Linked DNA regions of Homo sapiens: region 1 is linked to region 2. The links are chromatin loops, found by intact Hi-C in ENCODE. Cell type or tissue: heart left ventricle. All regions are shown on one strand. Links, peaks and the distances in the headings refer to the core of each region. The heading gives the core; the rest is flanking DNA.

Region 1 (12,189 bases), core at 2,653-10,652, 82 kb after region 2:
GAGTTTCTCTTTGATTTGATGAGAAGGACTGAAAGAAAATTAGAGGAAAAGGATAAGAAATACCTTTATATTTTTGAGGTATAGTACCAGATCTTAAGTGTACAGTTTGCTGAGTTTGACAAATCACATATACTCCAATAAAGACAAAAAACATTATCATTATTCCAGAAAGTTCTCCCCTTCTCCTTCACAGTCAAGTACCCAACCAAAGTCAACCACCATTTTCCTTTCTATCCCCATAGGTTCATTTTTTTCTGTTTTTGAATTTCATATTATTGGCTCACAGGCGTAGCTTCATCACTGTTAAATCAAAGTTCTGCTCATGTTATACTTTTGTAAGTGTTTGAAATTTTTCAAAATAAAAAGGTTTGTTTAAAAAAAAACAAAAAGCTAGGAGATGCCCTGTTCTTACTTTATCTAAAATCTTCTCTAGACCCTCTAACCCTCTAATGGGATGAGATCTACAATTTGGGGCACCATGAACTGGGAAGACATCAAATTAGGAAATTGGATTCCGACTTTGCAAATCCCAACACGAAGCTGATTATAGCACTGATTTGCCAAAGTTTCTCCGGCAAATCCCAATTAATCTGATTATCTTTTAAGCTCTCCAAATGTAAGTCTTCTCCTAGATTCACAGCCAGCCCACTTCTTCCTTTTTTGGCAGGTTCGGTTCCACACCTCACCCGCAAGTGGCCCTCACGCCTACAGGGGCCTTGTCAACACTGCTCCCTCTGCAAAGACCACCTTTCTCACTGCCTCCAATTCCATGTCTTCAGCTCCTTCCTTGGGATCCTGGCCAAGGCCAAAGCCTCTCCCCTCCCTTAAAATCAAGTTTACACTGCACATTTGCACTTGGCCTTCTTTGCTTTGCATTGCTACTTTTCTTTTAATATGAGCACACTTCATTCCTTCAACTAGACCCTGAGGTCCTTGAGCGCCAGCACAGAGCTCTCCTGACATCCAGAGAAGATATTGGATACAGCGATGCTAGTGGGTGAGTGTGTGTGTGACTGAACTGACATGAAATCTCCCTGCAGGTTGGATCCTAACAAAGTTCGAAGTCATGGCCTGGAAGATGAAGAAAGAAATGAATGGAGGCTGCAGCAGTTTCTTCAGACAGATCTATGCTTTCTGTGACTTTCCTATCACAGGTCCTGAGCCCCAGCACTACACATTCAGATTCAACAAGTCCGGAGTAGGGCTCTAGAGCTTGCACACTTCCCGGCTCCTAGAAGATTCTAAGATGGGAGGCTCGTGAGCCACACCCAGAGAAACACCATCCTGTGACCAGAGAACAGGTTAGGATACTGAACATCCCCTCATCTGCAGACCAAGAAAAACTGAGTTCTTGGCTAGCATGGAGCCTAACTTGTGTTTTAGTTAATTCTACTTCTGTCACTGGAGGTTGGATTAAACAGTAAGAGAACGACTTCCATACAACCAAAGGTGAACATAAGGTATAAAAAACCTGCAGATAGAAGTAGATTCCCAAGGAGGGAAATGCTGAAACCCAGCAAAGGAGATGACTGCAGTTCCTGACCTGAGACTCCGTCCTATTTCCCTTATGACATTACCCAGTGGTGCTTTTCCTGTTCCTAGAAAGAAAACCAACAGGGTGCAGCCTTCGGTGGGTGGGGGTCTATGTGTGCACAAGTGCACACAGTGATTTTTATATAAAAAGGCTCACCACAGGACAGCCACCAGCAGGATGATGCCCAGAGCACCGGCATTCTTACCATAGCTAAAGAAAACCCTGAGTATTTGGCCTCTGCAACCAGGGAACAAAGGGAGTTTTGAGATGGCTGTGCGTAAAGGAGCTGGAAGTCATTCCAGCATTTAGAGCTTCAATTGAAAATAAACAAACAGCCCAAGCCTTCCCCAGGACCCAGTCTGCCAAGCACCAGCCTGGGAGTGCACACTGGCCACTGGGGCCAGCACATGGCTATTTATATTCATAATCCAATTTGGACGGGGAAGGCGCATGAAAATAAATTGATTATCTTGAAACTGTAAGAGCAAAATTCATCAGGACAAAAAAGTAATGAAATAATATAGAGGAAGTACCTGAGTAGGTCATCTGAGGGGATGTTTCTCGTGAACTGTCTCCAACCCAGTTTGCTTTCTGGATTCAGACACGAGAAAACTGGCTGACAAAGTTCCAGAAATCACATGCCAACATGTGGATAGAGCTTTGCTGAGTATTTTTCCCCTTTTCTGGGTGTGTGTGTGTGAGTGTGTGTGTGTATGTGTGTGTATATATATATAGTTGTGTGTGTGTATAGATTGTTTGACAGAGGGTTGATTATCTCAACTCAGTTTCTAGCTGGTGAGGAAGAAAAGTGGACAGTTCATAAAAAACAACCATCTTTCCCAAATCTGAGGGTCAAACACAAGGGTACATTATCTTGGAAACACTGGCTTTCTATCTTAGGTCTTGCCCATCCTCTTTTCCCTAGAGGCTAGATTCAACTCTGCCTTCCCACAGGAACAATAGCAACCATTTATGACGCGTGTGGGATATGTCACCGGCTGGAGATGCACAGTCAGGAATAACCTGGGATGGGGACTCTCGGCCTATTTTAAAGATAAGGAAATGGAGGATCAGAATCGAAGTGACTAACCCAACACCACCTCGCTAATCAAGTGGGGACTTGGGATTAGAACCCAAGTCTGTCTGGGGTTTGTGTTGTGACACCATACTGCCTCCCTGAAAAAACCTAAGGACAGTCTCTAAAATCAACATTCATTCCCAGGAAATGGGCACTTGCTGGGGTCAAGTCGGAAGATGGGCCTGGACGAGAGGAGGCTTGGTAAAGCACTGATAGCTTGGAGTTGAGAAAGTATCCCTTTCTTAGCTCAGCTCCGAAGAGTTTACAAGACAGACTTAAGGAGAAACACTTTCACGGACTGCATCTATGAAGGCTGGCCCTTAATTTGAGCTTTCTTCTCTCTGTAGATGAATTATTTAAAAATAAAATAATTTTGATAAAACTCATAACCAAAAACGAGGCTCAAACCTCACCTCCATTTATTATCTATTGGTCCTGAGAAAGGATGTAACCTGTCTAGGATTCAGGTAATTTGTTTTTCAAGTGAGTAGACTGAAGAGGGATGGATGAGGCAGGACCCTGGACCAGGGTGGCTTCTGTGGTCCCCTCTAGCAATGAAATTGATGATTCTAATAACTAACAGAAGTAACCCCGCACTGTGGTGTCCTAGACACCACAGGAGTTTAGGAAAGTGATAATGAGAAGCTATTTTGAATATTTCTGAAAGCCTAAAGAAAAGCAAATATTTCACAGAGATCAGACCACACAGCAAACTACATTATCAGATGTAGCTGTTCCAATATCATGTCGGGGGCCGGGGGGCGGGCGCGGGTGGAGGCCCTGCATCAGCTGCTGGTGATGAGCATCTCTTGTTCTGAGTAAAGCTCCCTGCACCTGTTTCAAAGGTTCTGCCTGTATGCAGAACAGCCCCTCTGACACTTGCAACTGCAAATTTTGATTAATAGAAAATAACAAACAAATTGTCATTAAGGTAGGGGGAGGGGAGACTAATCAAAGATACTGAAGAACTGAATATGATCATTTAAGAAAAACAGGGCTGAGGTTGGACTCCCTGCGATAGGGTGGTAAGCAGGAGTCAGAGGTAGTAATTTGATTTCTTTTTGGTTTTGAGACAGGGTCATGCTCTGTCACCCATGCCGGAATGCAATGGTGCGATCACGGCTCACTGCAGCCTCAACCTCATGGGCTCAAGCAATCCTCCCACCTCAACCTCCCAAGCAGCTGGGATCACAGACATACTCCACACCAGGCTTTTTTTTTTATTATTATTTTGTAGAGATGGGGGGGTCTCCGTATGTTGCCCAGGCTGGTCTTGAACTCCTGGGCTCAAGTGATCCTCCCGCCTCAGCCTCCCAAAGTGCTGGGATTACAGCCTTGAGCCACTATGCCCGGCCTAGTCATTTGATTTCTAAATTAAGTGATTCTTCCTCAGGAGCTTGTGATACAATATGTAAAGCATTTCACGAGCCCTGGCAATTTCTGCAAACACTGTCCAAATTTTTCCTGGCTCTGAGCTGAGACAGTTAAGCTGTCCTCAGTGGCTCAGCAGTGTCAACGGGATGAGCTAGCTGAGAATTGGAAAGACAGCATTTTTGTGATATTTTAGAAAATAGAAACATGTTATAAGAAGGGAAGAAAGCAAATGTGAAACCACAATGAGAGGAGGAAGCTATGACTTCCACTCATCATGAGAACAAGTTACTGAGCAACCCTGGCTGACCAGATGGTGGGATTGGGTGGGCCACCCATGGAAGGCTCTGAGATGTGACCCCCTGGAAACTGAGCATCCCTGAGGCCAACCCTACAGAGGTTTGGGGTGCCCCCTTTGTCTCTCACATGTGCCTCGAAAGACAAGTGAAAGGGATTGCTTGGGGAGGCCAGTGAGATGTGTCCTTCTTTCTTCAATCCCACCACTCTGGCTCTTGGTCGCCTCATTCTCCTGCCTAAGAAGCTCCCATCTTTATGCCAAGAAATCAAATCTAATTCTGCTCAAGCACCTAGAACTCATTACCAGTTTACAAGGAATATAGGGCCAGAGGAACAGGTTAAAAGACACCATGGGAATACAATCAGCAAAATCCAAAATGTGGGAAACTTTACAGGACAATGACTAGTTTCTTCAACAAAAAAAGAAATGGCAAAAACAAAAAAAGAAAAAGGAGGGAGTAGAAATCTATGAATGGAATGAGACATAAAAAACAGCACTCAAATGCAACGTATAGACCTTATTTGAATCATCATTCAAGCACATCAGCTGTTCAAAGTTTATGAGACAAGTGGAAAAATTTGAACACTAATTAGCTATTTGATGATATGAAAGAATACAGGTTTCTTTAATGTGATAATGGCACTGTGGTTATATATGTTTTAAAAGTGTCTTTGAGATCGATACAGATGTATTTACAGATGCAATGTATGATGTCTGGAGCTTTATTTAAAATAATCCAGTTCAGGAGAACCTATGGAGTGAGGTAGGGAGAAAACAAAATTGATTATGTATTGATAAATGTTGAAGCTGAGGGAGATTTATTATACTGTTCTAGGTTTGCATATGTTTAAAATTTTCCATAGTAAAAGGTTTAAGTTAAAAGATGACTGTGATATATTTTTGAATTTTTGATGACAAGGAAATTATAAAATAATAGTTAAAACATAACCCTATTAAAATAAATCACACTACATATGCATGTATTAATTTTTATATACTTGAATAGACATATATATCTATATACAGGCAAAGAAAATCTTCTGAAAGCATGTACCCCAAACGTTTAACTATTAATCATGTTTTCTGGGGGAGAATAGGCCTGGTAGGAGATTTTCTCTTTTTTTTTTTTTTTTACTTTAATATATTTCTGCATTATTTAAATTTCGTCCATCAAACGAGTCTTACTTCTCAGTTCACAAATGGAGCAAGGAAGTAGTCGCAGTGACTCCCTGGAGCTCTCAACCTAGCTCTCGCAGGCTCTGTATCCCAGACCCCTCAACCCACAACACCTGGCACAGCCCAAGATCAGCAAGTCTTTCCTCGCCCCCGGACATCCCTAGCACTAGCGCCGCCTCTGTGCCTTCATCCGCCAAACATTCTCTTCCCATGCCACCTTTCGAATCCTAGCTCCAGACCCACTTCTTCCATCCAAGCAGTCTTGCTGCACTACTGCAGTGTGCAAGGGTCTCTCCTCTCCTCTACAAGTTGGCCAGGAGCTAACTACGCCTTGCCACTGTGTCTGGACAGCGCATTCTTAGAGGAAAACAGGCCACAATCCCCATACTACCTAGGTAGTCCAGGACGTAGTTGGGCACGTTAGGTGCTCAGTAAAGTTCCAAGTTACTTAATCTTACTGAGCCTGGGTTTCCTCACGTATAAAACGGGAATCCAGTTACCTACCTGGACTGCTGTGAGCAAAAGTCAAAGTAAAGTAGGTAAAACTCCCTGCACCTGTTTCAATCGTTCTGCGTACACAAAACAGCTTCTCTGACACTTGTAACTCCAAGTTTTAAGAGAATGAGAAGGAGACGTGAAAATCCACGTGGATCCACTCACTGGGAAGAGCACTGAGCTCAGAACTGCCCATTAGTTTAAATATTAACAGTAATAGAAATAATGTCCCGGGGTCAGGAGGAGGAGCTCCGAAGGTCACACCTTGAGCTCCCACTAGGTGGCAGTATTGTTTACCTGCTGTTATGCAAATAGAGGGGAGGGCCATCAGCCGGGAACATACATCCTCTGAAATTGATGATACAAAGGAGGAAATTTCTATATTAATTTCCCCATGATAGTGGAATAGACGTTGGCTTGAGGAAATGCACCGAGTTAGAGGAACATCCGCTAAAAACCAATAATGAAACCCCATGAGGAGCCCTTAGTGTCTGTGTAGAGGGGGAGATGTGTGTGGGGTAGGGACGCTGAGTGAAAGTAGTGGGACCATCTCAAAGGCGGAACACCAGCCAAAGGCGAGAACCTGCCAGAAGTCCAAACCTTGACTCAACCTTTCACACTCGAAAAGTAGTATTAATGTGACCAGTCGAAATGAGGATCTCCCCATCAGGGTCTCCCAGAGCATAAACTCCACGGAGCTAAGCGGCCAGGCATGTTCTCTTGGGACATCAGTCTCCAGAGAAGCAAGACTGGAAGATAAAAGCCTCCTGGATTCCAACTTCCCAAAGCAATACTTTCATGTCCCACTGCTCAAAACCCCTCATGGCTCCCCACTTCTTCTAGACAAAGTCTAAACTTTGCCACCTGGTGGCAAAGCCATCAGCAATTGGCTTAAACTCCACCCACCAACCCCAGGGACTTGGGAAAACATTTGCCAACCCACCCCTCCCTCCCACCCTTACTCTTCCTCAATGCTCCCAATGAGGAAAATGAAGCCCAAGAGATAAATTGACTTGCTCCTCCCAAAGCCCACCCTCCAGTCCTCTGGGTTTTCTCTGCACAGCCCTGCTCATCCTGTGATACAGACTCGGTGCCAAGTCTTCCCATGCTGAAAAATGACTTTGAGTCCCTGGGGCCTGCATTCTGTTCCATCTCAAGAACCTTTGGTGTGGTGTCTGTGTTGAATTGTTGCTATCTTTTCTCTCCAAAAAGATCATACCTCCATGAGGGCAGGTAAAATGTCACGTTTCAGTAGAAATACTGCAAACCAAGTTTCTGGCAGGGGGAAGGACAATGCTGTGATTAGGAGTGTGGGGGCTGTGCAGTCAGGCTGAATCCAAATCCTGACTCTTTCCCGAACCGTATGACCTTTACAGGGGTGCCTACCCTCCCGGGGCCTCTGTTTCCTCATCTGTAAACAAGAAGTAATAATAATACGTACTGCATAGAGTTGCTAGTGCAGATTCAATATCAAGTACGCAGGGTGCTAGACGTATGTCTGGCACATAATAGGGACAAAGATGGCTATGTCCTGTAGTCCCAGCTCTGTTGCTCATCAGCTGAGGGGTATGAGGAAGTCACATTAGCTCGTGGGCGCCACTGCCTTCATTGGCAATACTGAGAAGAGTGAGGGCAGACAGGGTGGGCTACATAATGTGCTCTGAGGTTCACGGTGGCTCTAAACCTCCATGCTTCTCCAGAACACTTCTCACATTTCCCCAGGAGATCAAGCTGGTACATGAATATAAAGGAAGGGGGACCAAGGTGCTGACTCGGCCTACTTAAAACTCACCCTCTATCAACACCCATCTCAAACTTACCTTCTCAAGAAAGTTGTCCCTGACAACCCCCAGTCCCACTCTGCCTGTTTCAACAAGGTTAGATCCCACTATTTCATGCTTTCATAACACCCTATGCTTTCCCTTATAATACATATTCCAAATGTCGAGTGAATTATTAATTGTGGACTGTAATTCCCCATTTTGCAGATGAGCAAACTGATGTTCTGGGAACTCACGTTATTCTTCCAAGACCCACACAGCCTGTCAGTCAGCAAGCCATGAGACCCTGCACTCCTCTCACTAGGCCATACTGCTTCTAAGGGGTTTTTAGTTATATCAAAAAAAAAATGATAACTTTCATATTAAGGCTGGGGTGATTCCTTGAGAGAAGATACACAGATCAGAAGGAAGAATGGTCTGTGGACTCTTCAAATGAGTTTGCTTGGAGAGTTCTAGTCAGAAAAGAACCAGAGGCATACATGACAAAAGGCTGTGAGGCTGGCCTTCCTCCAGCAGTTTTCTCCAAGGCCCTGAAACCACATTTGGGCTTCTTTAAACGGAATCAGAGTGTCATGGTGGAGGGAGGGGGAGAAGCAGGGGCAGAGTAGCATCATTAAAGCCTCCTGTGTGGTTTTGATTAGATCATCTGAATTAATAGTTCTCACAGGCAGGTCTTGATTAAAAGCAAATAAGTTTGCGAGCAGACCACCTACTGGAAAATACTGAGCTTAAGATCAAAGTCCCTTGAGCAAAAGCCTGCAAGATCATGTGGGTGAGATTCTGGGCTTGGTCCGTTTATTAGGACACCCTAAAAAAATCTACCTTCATCCTTTAATCTGCAAGTTCCTGGTTATTTGTTCTCTTCAGGAGCAGTGGCAATTTCAGTTCCTCTCAAGTCCACCAACGCCTACTGAGTGTGTACCAGCAGAAAAGCCGAAACTCGTAGGGGATTCAAGTAATGATGTCTGATCCCTGACCTCAAGGAAAATGCCAAAGGGATGGCTCAGAAAGTGAGGAGAGTTTAAGGAGGGTGTTCATCAGGTCGCCTTTTCTCAGAAGCTTTGCTATTCAACCCATGTTATGCACAGAATTCATTGTCTAATTTTACTGAAAGGCAGAATTCTAAATCTCTTCAACTCCATAAGTAAATTATATGATCTTTCAGAATGTGATAAGTACATACTCTGCACTACAGAATAAATAGCATGGGGTAAGGAGATCAGGATGGGGGAAGGGCATTGCGGTTTTAAGTAGAGTATTCAGGGTATGCCTTATTGTGGGCACATTACAACAAAGATTTGAAGTGGGGTTTCAGTGATCAAAAGTGATCCAGGCAGAGGGAATGGCCAAGACAACAAGGGGATGCCTAGTAAGTCTCAGGGATGCAAGGAGGCCAGTGGGAGGAGTTGGGAGAGAAAAATGCACAATGAGGCCGGAGAAGCAGGGGTGGGGTACAGACCATGTGTGGCCTTGTAGGCTGTTTTAAGGATTTTCACCCATGATGAGAGCCCACTGTGGGATTCTGAGCAGAAGAATAACGTAACCCGAGGATCATGCTGGCTGAGGCAGCAGGAAGCTCAAGGGTGGAAGCCGAGAGACCCATTAGGAGGTGACTGCAAGTTCCCTGGTAGGAGAAGGCAGAGGCTCAGACCAGGGTAGTGGAAATGAAGAGAAGGGGTCAGATTCTGGATTTATTCTCTTCTTGGGCCCTAAGTTTCCTAGTTTGCAATAGTTTCAGCTCCCACTTTCCATCTTCCAGGGAGGTATGAAAATAAGTTGAAAACAACTCTATGGAAATGTTTGGGGGCTCTTTGATTTAAAATGGCCCCAGAAATTCAAAGGCAGTATGAATAAGCTCTTGCTGGTGGGAGAATTTCATGAGCCTCAAATGCTGTGAGCACTGCATGAAGCATGAGAACGGGCGGACTGCGTGGAGTCCACCTTCCCTTGTGCCCTTTCCGCATACACTTGTGTACATGCACACGGGGCACACTCACGGAGCAGGAAGACAGTAACTCATGGAGTGAGATGGCCTGGTGAGGGCACTTTTTAACCAAATGACCACAGGAAACTTATTTAATAAAGTCCAAGAGCCTTAGTTCCTTATGAGCAAATGAGATATAAACATGGACAATGGGGCTTGAGGGGCAATTACGTAAAGTGCCTGCCACGACACCTGACATGTAATACAGTCTCAGTAATCTTTGTTCCTTCCTCAAGGCCCCCCTTGGGAACCAATTCAACCGTGGGGAGGAGATCATCCAGAAGGCAGAGGAATCCACTTGTAAATAACTGAGAAGTGTCTACGCTGCTATTGTCATTTTACTATCCTGTTTACCATTAAGAAAAACAACTTCCTTCACCACACCCTTGCTGGGACCGTGTCACTGGGCTTCCTCGGGTCACAGTGATACCCTGGACTTGGAGACGAACTCAGGAATGGGAGGAGCAGGACTGAGACTCCCAGGCACACGGGAAAGGGTGCACTGGCCCTGGGAATGTGCAGCTTGGGTGGGTCCCTCCAGGAAAGAGTCAAAGTCAGGGTGACTGGGCGTCCCGGCTTGATTCATCTATCAGAAGGCAAGGTGGGAAATCAGGTAGTCTCACAGACCACAGCCTGTCTGTCTCCCTGGGCCTGTGGCTTCAGAATACCCCTCTCAGTGCAACCCTACCCCACAGGCTGCCTGCTCTGTACAGTCACACCAAAAGCCACCCGATTCCTGGCATTCAGCTTTCCCCAAGGCATGGGGTGCTTTGGCATGATGGAAAGGAGACAGGAGAGACAGGGAGGGAAGAGAATTTATCAAAAAGAGAGAAAAAGCGGGCACTCGGTCTCTAAAGCCGTGCTGATGCTGAGTTTGCCTGTACAGGCCTCTGACGGGACTCTGCCTCATCCTGGGTTCACACCTCCGTTCAACACCTATTTAGTGAGCACTTCCACAGTGGAAGGCTGGGAGCTACAGAAGATGAGATGAGGCTGCCCTGCCAGGCTGGTGTCCGATCACCTCCCGTGAGGCTGTGAAGCAGCTGCTGAGAGAGGGGAGGCCTTAGAACCTCACCAGTCGCAGGCCCTGACCACAGGGGTGGTCAGCCCAACATGTCCCAGCCAAGCCCAGCCCTGGAACTCCCAGGATGACAAGTCCCTGGCTCCCTCCAGCCCCCATCTCTCCAAGGGAGGTCCTACCAACAAAGGGTGGGTCCCCCAAGATGAACAGCAGCAGCGGGGGAGGGGAGGACTCTGGGGTCTAGAAGGAAATTTCTACTTCTAACCTGATGTGGCAGACAGCAGCAGCCACGGGATGACAGCAGCGGACAGCACCGAGCAAGAGCATCGCTCAGCAGGGATGTTTGCTGAAGGCCTGCTCCACGAGGAGGGCAGCCTTGGGCAGCTGCCCAGGGCACCTTACCCAAGGCCTGGCAGCCGTAGGTACAGGAGCCCCAGGGTATACTTCGTGGGCTTCTAGCAGAGCAGGCCACTCTGGATGGCCAGGGGAGGAAGGAGGTGAGAAGCAGCCCACAGGCTGCTGTGGGGCAAACAGGGGCTCTGTAACTTGGGCCTGCTCCTCCCTGCCATTTCTGAAGCATCGTCTTTCCCCAGGCCAAGGCCTACTTGGGGACACCTCTCACTGGAATTCTAGAATGCTCCCAAACAGTCAATTCAAGTCCCAATTACACAGTGAGAAGGGAGGCCCAGGAGTAATAACTGGGGAGGCAGTGTGGCCTAATCATTAGCACAAGGCCTTTGGAGTCAGCAAGAGCAGGTGTGAATCTCAACCCTACCTCTTGATGCCCAGGAGTTCCATCAGCTTTGGCTTCTTCGTCTGCACAAGGAGGATGACAGCACCTCCCTTACAGAGCTGCTGTGAGTAGCAGATGAGTTGATGTCTGTCAAGTGCTTAGCACAGGGCCAGGCTCAATGAATAGTGTCTGTCACTACTTCGGCCATCATCATCTCCACTCAATGTCACACAGCTGGCCAGAAACAAGCCTGAATCCAGGTCTCCTCGGCCACCACTCCCAAAAGGCCTCACCCTCCTGTAGCCTGGGTGACCCTTCTCCTGGGGACAGTGACATCAGAGAGCAGAGTTGGAAGACTGTGGGTCCCAGGAGCCAACATGGATCTTCTTGGGTTTATGACCTTCAAAGACCCACCCTGAGAGGTCCTGCTCAAAAGCCCCTCGGAGGGGCTATGCAGCCAGTGCCTAAGGAATCCTGAAGGGGAAGGAGCAGAGCAGCCAGAAGGAAGTTATTAGGTAGGGCTCTTGCCTTCCAGGGCAGGACGGTGCACTTCTCCCAGAAAGCCTTCCCAGTCATACACGGCCCAGCCACCTGCCATCACCACTCCATTCGGGCCAGTCTAAACACCTAAACAATGACAAACAGGGGCTCAATAGGGTGTCACGGGTACAGCACATAGTCTCAGGGTTCATGCAGCATGCCTTTCCATGCTAAGAAT
Region 2 (12,189 bases), core at 2,506-10,505:
GCATTTGGTGCTTGACACTTTCCAATGCCTTTTCTACTGTTTTTCTGTCTGGATTTTGCTACACGTCTGAGAGGCAAGCAGGACAATCATTCTTCAGCACACCTATTCAGCCCAGTGAGGCTCAACTCTGACTACATGTTAGAGGCACCTTGGGGAGCTGCTGAAACAACAGAGGCCTGGACCCCACCCCTAAGGATTCTGATTTAGCTGGTCTGGAGTGGGACCTGTGCATCTTTTTTAAATAGTCTATCATGGTAAAAGTTAAAGACATATGAAGGTAGACAATAAAGGATAATGAACCCCAAGAGCTCCAATCACCCAGCTTCAACAATTATTAACGCATAGCCAATGTTATTTCATGTGCCAGTGCTGGCCAATAGAATTTTCCACAATGATGTAAATGTGCTAGATCTGCACTGTGCAGTATGGCAGCCCCTGGACGCATGTTGACTATTGAGCACTTGAAATGTGGCTGGTGTCACAGGGGAACTGAATTTAATTTTTTAAGTTTTAATTAACGTAAATAGCCACAGGTGGCTAGTGGCTACATCCTGAACAACGCAGATTAACACCGTCGCCTGCTTCCCCGCCATTGTTAGTCTGAAGAAAATCCCAGGCAGGGCGTGGTGGCTCATGCCTGTAATTCCAGCACTTTGGTAGGCCAAGGCGGGTGGATCACGAGGTCTGGAGATCAAGACCATCCTGGCTAACACGGTGAAACCCCGTCTCTACTAAAAATACAAAAAATTAGCCAGGCATGGTGGCCGGCGCCTGTAGTCCCAGCTACTCGGGAGGCTGAGGCAGGAGAATGGCATGAACCCAGGAGCGGGAGCTTGCAGTGAGCTGAGATCGTGCCACTGCATTCCAGCCTCGGTAACAGAGCGAGATTCCATCTCAAAATAAATAAATAAAAATCAATTAATTAATTAATTAAATAAATAAAAAGAAAATCCCAGACATATTATCTCACCCATATCTTTTAAAGCCTTCCAGATGATTCACATGTAAAACCCCAGGTGGAAAGCAATGAACTGCTGTTTTAGCCCATTTGTGCTGCTGTAACAAAATATCTGGGACTGGGTAATTTATAAAGAAAACGAACTGCTGGGCACGGTGGCTCATGCCTGTAATCCCAGCACTTTGGGAGGTTGAGGAGAGAGGGTCTCTCAACCCCAGAAGTTCGAGACCAGCCTGGGCAACACAGGGAAACTGTGTCTCTACAAAATATGAAGATAAATCAGCTGGGTGTGGTGGCATGCACCTGTGGTCTCAGCTACTTGGGAGGCTGAAGCAGTAGGATCACTTGAGCCTGTGAGGTTGAGGCTGCAGTGAATTTTAATTGTATCACTGCACTCCTGCCTGGATGACAGAGTGAGAACTCGTCTCAAAAAAAAAAAAAAAAAAAAGAAGAAGAAGAAGAAACTTATTTTCTCAGAGTTCTGCAGGCTGAGAAGTCCAAGATCAGGGCACTGGCAGGTTCAGTTGTTTGATGAGGGCTGCTCTCTGCTTCCAATATTGTGAGACTCCACAGGGGAGAAGCACAGCAGCCTCACATGTTGGAAAGGCAAGCAGGCTGAATGCTGATGGAGCTTCTGTTACAAGGTCCTTCTTTTCATTCACAAGCGAGTCTCTCTCACGGCTTAATAATCTCTTCAAAACCCCAGCGCTTAATACTATCACATGCACAACATCTGAATTTTGGAGGGGACATATTCAACACATAGCACTATTCAAGACTACGATCCTCCATTTATTTAGAGGACAGACTTTCCAGCAGCCACACAACCTTAAGAGAGATATTCTCAACCTTGAGTGCACATTCAAATCACCTGGGGAGCTATACCTATGTCCAAGCCCTACCCTCTGAGATTCTGATTTATCATCTATTTGGGGGTATGACTCTTTTTTTCTCCTCCTCCTCCTCCTTTTGCCACAAGTTCCTCATGTGATTAAAATAGGTTGAGAATTCCAATTGATTAAAGAGGGTTGAGAATCACTGCTTTCAAGTCTTTCTACATAAAGCCTGTTCCACAGACTAGCAGAACTGGCATCGCCTAGGAGCTGGTTAGAAAAGCAGAATCTCAGGCACCACCCCAGATTTTCTGATTCAGAATCCGCATTTTAACAAGTTCCCCAGGTAACTTATATGGACAATAAAGTTTGAGATGTCCTACTCTAAAACAGAGCTTCTCAAAACTTGGTCTTACGACCAGAGGTCTCAGGTTACCTGAGAACTTAGGAATGTAAATTTTCGGCTTCACCCCAGAACGCCAGAATCAGAAATTGTGAAGGTGGAGCCCAGCAAGCTGTAACTGGCCCTGCAGGTGATGTTGATGTATTCTCAAGTTCGAGGCCCCCTGCTCTGAAGCCTGAAACACAGCTCCATATTGCTATGAATCCAGAGCTCCAAGCAGCAAGAGATGATTATGAAAGCAAGTACTCTACCTCAAAAGAGAAGCTGAAGTCATCCTCGGGCTCCCACGCAAACAATTATACATGAAATATCTCTTTATAATCCATAGGAATGGTTGGGGAGGAATTAAAGAAGAAAGCAAGCAACCTGGGATCCCTTGGTATGGGAATAAATCCTATGCTCCCTATACTCTTCAGAAGAGCACAAACCAATAACCGATGTTCATAAAAATGTGTAAGACATTAAGCCCTTAAGTTGTGTTCATTCAGTTCATTCTCAGTACATTAAGAAGGCAATTATGTTTACATTAAAAAAATATTTCTATTACAATGTTTTATGTTTCTTTCAAGTGAAAAATAACTACTTAGGACAGTCTATTGTTCCTAAAAATGTTGAAGGATAAGAAGAAAGGTTACATGAGGGTGGTGTGGTAGGACTTAAGACCATTCTCCAGGGCAGTTATTGTTAGGCTTTCTGAGGTCTTGCCTTCTTCTGAGAGCTGGAGCAAAGCCATGAACCTTCGTCCCTTAAAATGCGTTCCCAGAACGTACAGAAAATTTTGCATGCAATATCAGAAGATTGAGGCCCCCTAGGCCAATGGGACTGATGTTGAGGGTATCCATTCTGCTGTGGGGAGCAGCCAGAGAGAGCAGAATGACGCTCTTTGAGGGGTAGAAGGATTCACACCCAGGCTGAATCCTGGCATTCTCTCCAACCAGTTAAACCAGAGCCTCAGATTCCTCCTCTACAAAAAAGTAGCTGTAGGAAGGGCAGTTTTACTATTGCCATTCTACAAACAAGGAAATTGAAACCTGGAAAAGTGAGAGCTAGTCTAGGACACCAATGGCAGGGTCAGACTTGCAACCTCTATGGCCTTTGAATTGGGCCGTCTGCTGCCCAGCAGGATGCAATGCCCCCTTTTAGACTCTCCAGTGCAGCCAGGCGCACCATTCCCGTCCCTACTGTCTAGCTTAGCCCTTCCCACCCTGAGAGCTCATCTCCTACACACCCAGATGAAGCCTGCTATCATGACCACTTGTCCTCCCCCTAGCAAAAAAGAGCCATCTCTGCTTGCAAGCCGTATTCCGAGCCAGGAAGAGCTGGCCAGGTCATCTGTTAAGCCTCAATGCATCCTGAACAGAATGAGCTCCTAAATCTGTGGCACTGGATTGCACTTACTCTGCTTAAACGCCTATTTCTACTACTAAAACATGAACTCCTTGAGAGTAGGGACTGCCTGTGACTCCTCTTTGCATCCCCAGGGTTGGCCCGTGAGCACCTAACAAACAAGGAAGGTAGGGCAAGAAGAAGGGAGGGAGGGAAGGCAGGCACCACTCTGGCCCTTGCAGGTAGAGCTGTTTGGGGTCCTGATTCATCACGGAGCAGCCTTTGGGACTTTGCAAGTGCTATTTTACCCTGGTATTGTGTTTGCAGACAAGCCTGTCTCTAAGACTAAATTTTAAGCCCTTTGAGGGTACAAAAGAGTTTTCCTACCTTTATGTAGGAGATACCAAGGGCTACATTATATAGGCAACACAGTGGGTGGCCCTGAGACCTTCCATTTTCCTGAAGAGTCAAGATCTTCCTACCAAAGTATCCTAGACCCTAGACAGTAGGGTCTAGACTGGAGGCTATGAGCTGCCAGGAAATGAGTAGCCTAATTCTGCATACCCAACTTCCAGGAACCGCAAGCACACACTAACAGGACAAACTGTGGGTTCAGCTTCCCTCTCCCACAACCCCCCAGTCCCTCAAACCACACATATTGTCCCCAACTGCTCTCTTCTCCTCCAGCAGTGGGGCCACAGCAAGTAGAGGGGGTGGAGACACCAGGGAGTAGATTAGAGAGTGAGTAAGGCTGTTTTTCAAAATGGATCTCAGCCAGAAGGCCCTGATCTGGGGCACAGGGTCCCTAAGTTTTCAATGTGAATGCAGCCCCTGCGAAGCTTTGAGCCTAGGGGCACCCTGCGCAGGTGATTATGGGTGCATGTGTGTACACATTTGCATGCATGTATGTACACACACCACACACATATAAACACACACAGCCTTGGGGAGCAGAATAGAGCTGACTTTTGGTAATAAGCTGCCTGCTCTGAGTCCTAGCAATCCCCAAAGCCCTGCGCATTGTGACCTGGTTCCCGTGATCTGTAGGGTAACTTGGCAATTGGTTTCCCAGAAGTGCAGAAGTTAGTGACTGAGCCCAGCTCCAGGGACACAGAAAACCAGAAGATCCAGCCAAAGAATCCCCTACCCCTCTGACTGCACAGGTAGGCAATGCCTGATGCATTCTTGTACACAGTACCATGCTCACTTCTGACAGTCTGGTTAGAGGAGCTGACACCAAGAAAAAAGATGGAACAATCTCCGGCCTAATGCACCACTAGGTGGTATGACCAGGAAGTTCTGTGGCTCTTCAAAGAAGGCCAAGTTCCACTGGAGAGGGATCCAGGAGGTGACATGGAGGTGGTGAGACCTGGACGGATGAGGAGGAGGCAGACTGTTGGAGGGAAATGGAAGTAGTCCTGGTAAACCAGGAAGGAACACAATGAAGAATTCAGAGTAACAGATTTGAAATACTGTGTGTGTGTGTGTGTGTGTGTGTGTGTGTGTGTGTGTGTGTGTATACAAGAAGAAAGGTTACACTAGGGTGGCGGGGTAGTACCTAAGACCATTCTCCAGGGCAGTTATTGTTTTACATACATATAAACTCACAGCAAAAATGTTAATGAGTTAAAAGGCTACGTGGGGAGCATAAGTCCCTTGGTCCCCATCTCCACTTTTCAGAGGTAAATTTGTGTGTGTGTACACTATGCTGGCGTATGTTTTTGTGTTTCTTTCCTCATTTTCACACAAATGGGATCACAGTATAGCTACTATTCCAACTTACTTTTTTTACTTAACCATTTATTTTCAAAACCTCTCTTCATTAATATATAAAAATAAACCTAAAACTTTATAATGGTTGTTAATTACTCCATTATAGGAGTTACCAGTGCCCTTCAGCTGTAAACATTTACCTTGCCTTCAATATTCTGCTGTTTTGACCTGGCACTTTGTGCACTACCTAGGCAGGTTCATCAGTGAAGTAAACCTACAGCAGTTTCTGGGTCAAGGAAAACTCTAGTTTCATTCTCGCCAACAGTTCAAATGGCATTTAGTGAGTACCTACAATGTGCAAGAGAGAAGGGAGAATAAAAGAAAATTTATTTTAGTAACACTGAAAATAAGCCAGTCTTGGGGACCTGAAGCCTCATGCGAAGAGGTATTTATTGAAGAATGGGCTAAGGGCATTTCTACTCTATATTTTTTTGCTATTGTATGTATATATAATGTATATATTTTTGATAACTGTTAGATATGCAACCTAATACATGGGTTGTAAAACATTACTGCAGAGCAGGTAATTACATAGCATATTTACCCCCAATCTATTATATATCGTAAGTTCTTTTCACTGTGTTCAGCATAACTCAGTGTGTTATAAACTACATGCATGAAAAATCACCATGCACTTTTTCAGCATTATCTCCCAGGAGTTACAAGGATTGCCTGTGGAGGTTAGAACCAAATTAGTCTCTAGCCTCAAGCCCACCCCTACCCCTAATACCAGCCCCAGCACGAAGGAGCATTCACATCAGGCAATGGCTCAGCCTGCTGTTTTCCCAGCCAGAAAACCAGTGAGTAGGAAGCAAGCCTCCCCACTTGAGTTCTGATTTCCTGAAAAGCCAAATTCTCGTTGCTCTCCCTACCGAGGCCCTTCCTCTGCCCCCACCCTATCATCAAAAGTGAAAGTGTTACTGCAACAGCACACAAGCGCTGGCATCAAAGATCTGCGTTATTCACTGGTTCCCAGAAAAACACTTGTCTGGGACACGGGTTAAGGAGCAGCAAAGAAGAGGTCATTGATCTCTGTCTCCAGGGCTCAGTGGCTTTGGCATGGGGAGGGGCCGAGGCTTTCCAGATGTTCCACTGAAGGACTGGATGGGTGCCAGGAGAGTGCTGCAGATCTACAAAGGGATGCCTGTTCCCCAAGAGTGTACCATGCAAAGTCAAAAACTCTCTGAAGAGAGCACTGGCCAAAGTGGGCAGGGCCCCCAGAGAGACTTCAGCGGTGAACATCTTCTGCTGTCCTCACTCCCTTCAGTCCACAGCCACCACAGCCACTACACCCCCTCCCCAGCACTCACATGCACATATATTTCCCCCAGACTACCAGCTCTTGTTCCTATAGTAACAAAGCAAAAGCTAACAGGGTTTGAAAAAGCAGTAAACTTGACAGCAACCATACAGAAGGGCAAAGAAAATGGCCTGGGAAATTCTGTTCTCACCCTAGAAATCTGCCTTCAGAGGAGTGCCAGCCCATCAGGGGGCCCCAGCTACAAGTCTAAAACCTCAGCTCCCAAAGGCACAATTCCCTTCCTCTGACTCCACCCATCCTCTCTGAAAAGGAGAAGGCCAGAGTTACATGGATCAGTACACTATGTAAGTTTGCAAGTTATCTGAACAAGGAGCAACCCCTAAACACAGCATTTGGGTGATTACGTGGCAATGATAACATGGCTACTATTAACACCTCTGATTCAGTCATTCATTAAACAAATACTTACTGAGCAGGTACTGTATGCCAGGCACTATTCCAGCTTGCTGGGGATACAATGATAAACAACTTAGATAAGATTCTTGTCCTCGGGAGCTTACATTCTAGAGGGGCAAACGGATAATTAGTAAACAAACTGATACTAGTTTAATAAGGCACTAAAAGTACAATGAAATAAAAGCAGCTCCAGTAACAAAAAAGATTTCCAGGAAGTATATTATGTATAAAAATGGAGGCAGTAGGACGATAGAAAGAAAACTAGACTTTCTACATTATACAAGTGTGTGGTGCTTCACTTTCAAAATGAGCTTTCATGCACATCAGCTCATTTTGCCACTGCCACCTATTGAGTTAGCAGGGTGAGAATGCATCAGTATACTCATTGGCCCAAGCAGAAACATATTTGGAAGCCCAGATATGTGACATGATTTGTTCAAGATCCACCAAGTTTCATTCTTTGGATATCTATGTATCAGATAACCATAGAATGAAAAGATTATCTACAAATGAGGGGAAGATATTGCAATACATGACTGCCTCTGAAGCACTAAGAAATAGACAAAAACAACAGAAAAATGCACTAAGGGAGTGAACAGACATTTTTGAGGAAAGGTCAAAAACACATAAAAAGATTCTCAACATCACGAATAATCAGATAAATATAAATTAAAACTATAATGGCATATCACCCACCATACTGGTAGAAACTTAAAAGTCTGATAATACCAAATATTCATGAAGATAAAAAACAATTGGATATTGCAAACATGTCTGGTGGCGGCATCAACTGGTAAAATCACTTTGGAAAACAACTTATTACCTAGCAAAGCCGAATGTGCACGTATCTGTTGAACCATCATTTACCATGCCTGGGTAAATAATCTAGAGAAACTATAGATAGATACAAGGACACCCCCATAATATACTATTGTCCTTAATAGAAAAAACTTGAAAGTAATCCCAACGTCTAGGAATAGAAGAATGGATAAATTAATTTTGATATATTAATATAATGGAATAATATACAGCAATAAAAAAACGAACTGCAGCCACACACACATCAATATGGATGAATCTCAAAAGTAGAATGTTGAATGAAACATAGGATGATACTATTTTATTTATTTATTTATTTATTTATTTATTTATTTATTTATTTATTTATTTAGAGATGGAGTCCTGCTCTGTTGCCCAGGCTGGAATACAACGCCCTGACCTTGGCTCACTGTAACCTCTGCCTCCTGGGTTCAAGTGATTCTCCCGCCTCAGCCTCCCAAGTAGCTGGGATTACAGGCACCCACCACCATGCCCGGCTAATTTTTGTATTTTTAGTAGAGGTGGGGTTTCACCATGTTGGCCAGGCTGGTCTCAAACTCCTGACCTCAAGTGATCCGCCCGCCTTGGCCTCCCAAAGTGCTGGGATTACAGGTATGAGCCACCGCACCCGGCCTGATACTATTTAAGTAAAGCTCAAAAGCAGGTAAAACAAAACAATACATTACTTGGGAAAGCATACATTTAGGTGCTAAAATCATAAAGAAATGCAAGAAAATAATACAAAATTTAAGATATTTACAAAATCTTTCCCCCATTGGGGGAAAAAATGGCAAAGACAAAGTCAGTGAAGGGTGCCCAGGGGCTGAAAGGCACTGGCCATACACTTATTTTAAAGCTGGATCATAGGGACATATGACCCATGATATACAATATAAGTTCAGCATAAAAATAGTGGAAGGGAGGGAGGGTAAGTCTGATTTAAATTAAGTCCAAAAGACAGATTGATTCAAGGGAAACAAATCACAGAGGGTATTTTTTTCTTAAGTCAAAAAAAAACCCCATCATTTCTAAAACAAAGAAGGCTGACGAAGGCCTCATGCAGTACAGGAAGTGAATGTTAAATCCAAAAGACGCTGGTTTGATTTATGTTTAAAAAAATTAAAAATAAAAGCAAAATAGGTTCTTCTCCAGGCAGAGCCAGGTGTTTCTAGTTGGCCTGGTAGTGTCGCGGCTAGAAGGGCCATCGTTACAGGCAGGGAGAGGTTGAGTGGCCTGAGCAACATCTGTAATTAAGCAGGTGAAGTCTGTCTTCTAAGCTCCAGCCACTCTGCCAATGACCCTGGTGACTCAAACCCACCTATTACAGGCAGTTCTTGATTTTCATCCCTTCAGCCTTCAAACAGCACACAGGCCACACGTGGACGCTCAGCCGTCAGCTGGCGGTCACGTGTCACAGGATGCTTTCTGCCAGCCAAGCAACTCAGCCACCTCCACAGCTTTGCCATTTTTACCTGGCACCATTTACAACGGCCATTCCTTAATCATTTAACAAATATTTCCTAAGGACTACTGTATCCTGGCACTGTTTTAGGTCATGAAGGTACAGCAGAGATGAAAATAAACACAGTCCCTGCCCCGATAGAGCTTAGATCCTAAAGAGTTTGTACAATTATTTGAATACTTTATTGCCTCCTACCCTTTAAAAAAAAAAAATCAAAATGCTGGGTGTGGTGGCTCATGCCTGTAATCCCAGCACTTTGGGAGGCCAAGGCAGGCAGATTGCTTGAGCTCAGGAGTTCAAGACCAGTATGGGCAACACAGCAAGACCTCATCTCCAAAATAAATAAATAAACAAACCAATCAATCCATCGAAACAATGAATTAGAAAAAAATTAAAATGTTGGCCCTTGTGATGAGAGCGATAGATCTACTTCAGAGTATAGAGGCTAATAGGGCACATCGTCAAAGCTTTAGCCTCAGCTGGGCCCTTCCAGAACTTAAGCAGGTTGACAGGCTGCCCAGATGATCACGTGAACATTTTTTAAAAACTCTCTTAAAGAACAAACTGCTGGAAATATTACCAGAAATTGTTTCTGAACAATGAGACATAGTGAGGGGATTTTGTAATGCATTTTAGTTTTCTGGTAATGGAATCCTCCATAATAATGTTCAACTGAATTATTCAACTTTCACTCCTTTGACTTCCAGAAGCATTTTTAGAAAGCATCACGTGCAACTTAGGGAACCAGCTGCCTACAAACCTAGCAGTTGGTCCTTTATTAGTACAGCCACTATGGAAAGCAGTACAAAAGCTCTTCACAAAATTAAAATAGAACTACCATATGATCCAGCAATCCCACTACTGGGTATATATCCAAAAGAAATGAAATCAAATGTCAAAGAGACATCTGCACACTCACATTTACTGCAGCACTATTCACAACAGCCAAGATATGGAATCAACCTAAATTCCCATCTGATGATGAATGGACAAAGAAAATGTGGTACATCAGCACAATGGAATATTATTCAGCCATAAAACATAATGAAATCCTGTCACTTGCAGCAACATGATGAACCTGGAGCACATTATGTTAAGTGAAATAAGCCAGGCACAGAAAGACAAACACTGCATGATCTCACTCATAGGTGGAATCTTAAAAAGTTGATCTCATAGAAGAAGAGAGTAAAATAGTGGCTACCAGAGGCTGGGGAAAATAGAAGTCAGGGGGGATGGAGGGAAGTTGGTCGATGGGTACAAAGTTACAGTTAGACAGGAAGAATAAGTTTTCCTGTTCTATTATACAGTAGCATGACTACAGCAAATAACAATGTGTCGTATATATCAAGAGAGCTAGAAGAGAGAACCTTGAATGCTATTAACAGGAAGAAATGATAAATGCGCCAGGCACATGGCTCACGCCTGTAATCCAAGAACTCTGGGAGGCCGAGGTGGGTGGATCACTTGAGGTCAGGAGTTCGAGACTAGCCTGACCAACATGGTGAAAATCCGTCTCTACCAAAAATATAAAAGTTAACCGGGTGTGGTGGCAGATGCCTGTAATCCCAGCTACTCGGGAGGCTGAGGCACGAGAATTACTCGAACCTGAGAGGCAGAGGCTGCAGTGAGCGGAGACTGTGCCACTGCACTCCAGCCTGGGTGACAGAGTAAGACTCTATCTCAAAAAAAAAGAAAAAGAAACAAACAAATGATAAATGTTTAGAGAGGGGGATATGGTAATTGCCTTGAGTTGATCACTATACTATGTACACATGCATTGAAACCCCAGAAATATACACAATACATTGTATCCCAGAAATACATGCAATTATTATGTATCGATTATAATTTTTTAAAAAAATTTTTTTAAAAGAAAGAAAGGCTTAGGATTCCATCTTTCTATAAGGGTTTTGTTTTTGTTTGTTGAGGGAAGGGAGGGTTCGCCTTTTAATGCACACGGAGACTTCAAACCATCATCATCATGAAAACCCTGAAGGCAAAATCTCAAGCAAAGACAGAAGGTAGGTCAGTGTTAGGGGCAGCAGTCAACAGCCTTATTGTGCCCCTCCTCACAGGGGCAAAACATTGTTCAGCCCATTTATGGCAATACATCACCCACTGCAGTGAGAAGCTTTCTACCCAAAACAAAACCCCTTCTCAAGTTAAGAAGCTAAATTCTTCTCAAAGAAACCTCAGTCTCTTTCTACTCCTGTGGCTTCCAGACAAAACTCCTAAGTTTGAGGAGAAAATCCTTACTTCACAGGACACACAAGCAAGCACGATGAAAGGATGTTTCCCCTAAAGTCAAGGGCTTGTGTTGCCATTTCCCTTTCTCCCAGATGGACCTGTTCCCAGACACACACCGATGCACTGTGTTTTAACAAACTCCACATGTGCAGCTACACGAGAGAGACATTAAGGAGCAAATCCTGATGTTACAGACTTTTTCACTTCTAAAAACTCTTCTTAGGAAGGGTTCACACAATTGGGGGTTCATTCAAATAGGGAGCTTCCCTAGTTCTTTGGGAACAAGGTTCAAATTTTAACATTTCCATTTTTGCCTAAATTTGTAAGATTTTTAAGCATTCTGTAAATACCTGCTAAGATCCAACTTTTTCCCTTTTCCTTTATTTCATACACTCTTTTTCTCTACCTTCTTACAGTGTAAGCCTTGGATTTTTAAAAAGTAAAATAAACACTGCCTTATCAGCCTCCACTTGTATATATTTATGGAAGTTACTTGTCACATCCAGATCTTACAAAAGATCATTAGAAGAACAGTCTTGTAATAGAACAAATGGAAACACTGGTTCATCAAAACCAGAAAAAAGAACTGCAATTATCCAATACAGCCCTCTAGCTAATATATAAATTTGTTCTACGATATTTCAAAATGCT

The links. A loop is a pair of places that touch in the nucleus more often than their neighbours do. Peaks named below come from ENCODE experiments on the same cell type or tissue, not always from the same donor. Only the 100,000 strongest peaks of a DNase experiment are listed, where the experiment ranks them.
Region 1: it touches region 2 in a loop (2.5-fold over the local background); 4 of 110 quality-filtered maps call a loop at or near these places.

Annotation. Positions count from the first base shown.
Region 1 is chr2:45,772,829-45,785,017 of GRCh38, reverse strand. All of the region lies in intron 1 of PRKCE (protein kinase C epsilon), which reads right to left. Among named protein-coding and RNA genes, the nearest start is that of PRKCE-AS1, 100 kb to the right of the region's middle. RefSeq lists a silencer at 6,223-6,312 and an enhancer at 6,094-6,388. In heart left ventricle, for the core only: a CTCF peak has its summit at 6,235 (motif pointing right); a DNase peak (open chromatin) is centred at 6,239; H3K27ac peaks cover 524 bases.
Region 2 is chr2:45,855,033-45,867,221 of GRCh38, reverse strand. The region is part of intron 2 of PRKCE (protein kinase C epsilon); the gene reads right to left. Among named protein-coding and RNA genes, the nearest start is that of PRKCE-AS1, 190 kb to the right of the region's middle. In heart left ventricle, for the core only: a CTCF peak has its summit at 6,773; a DNase peak (open chromatin) is centred at 6,371; H3K4me3 peaks cover 914 bases; H3K27ac peaks cover 913 bases.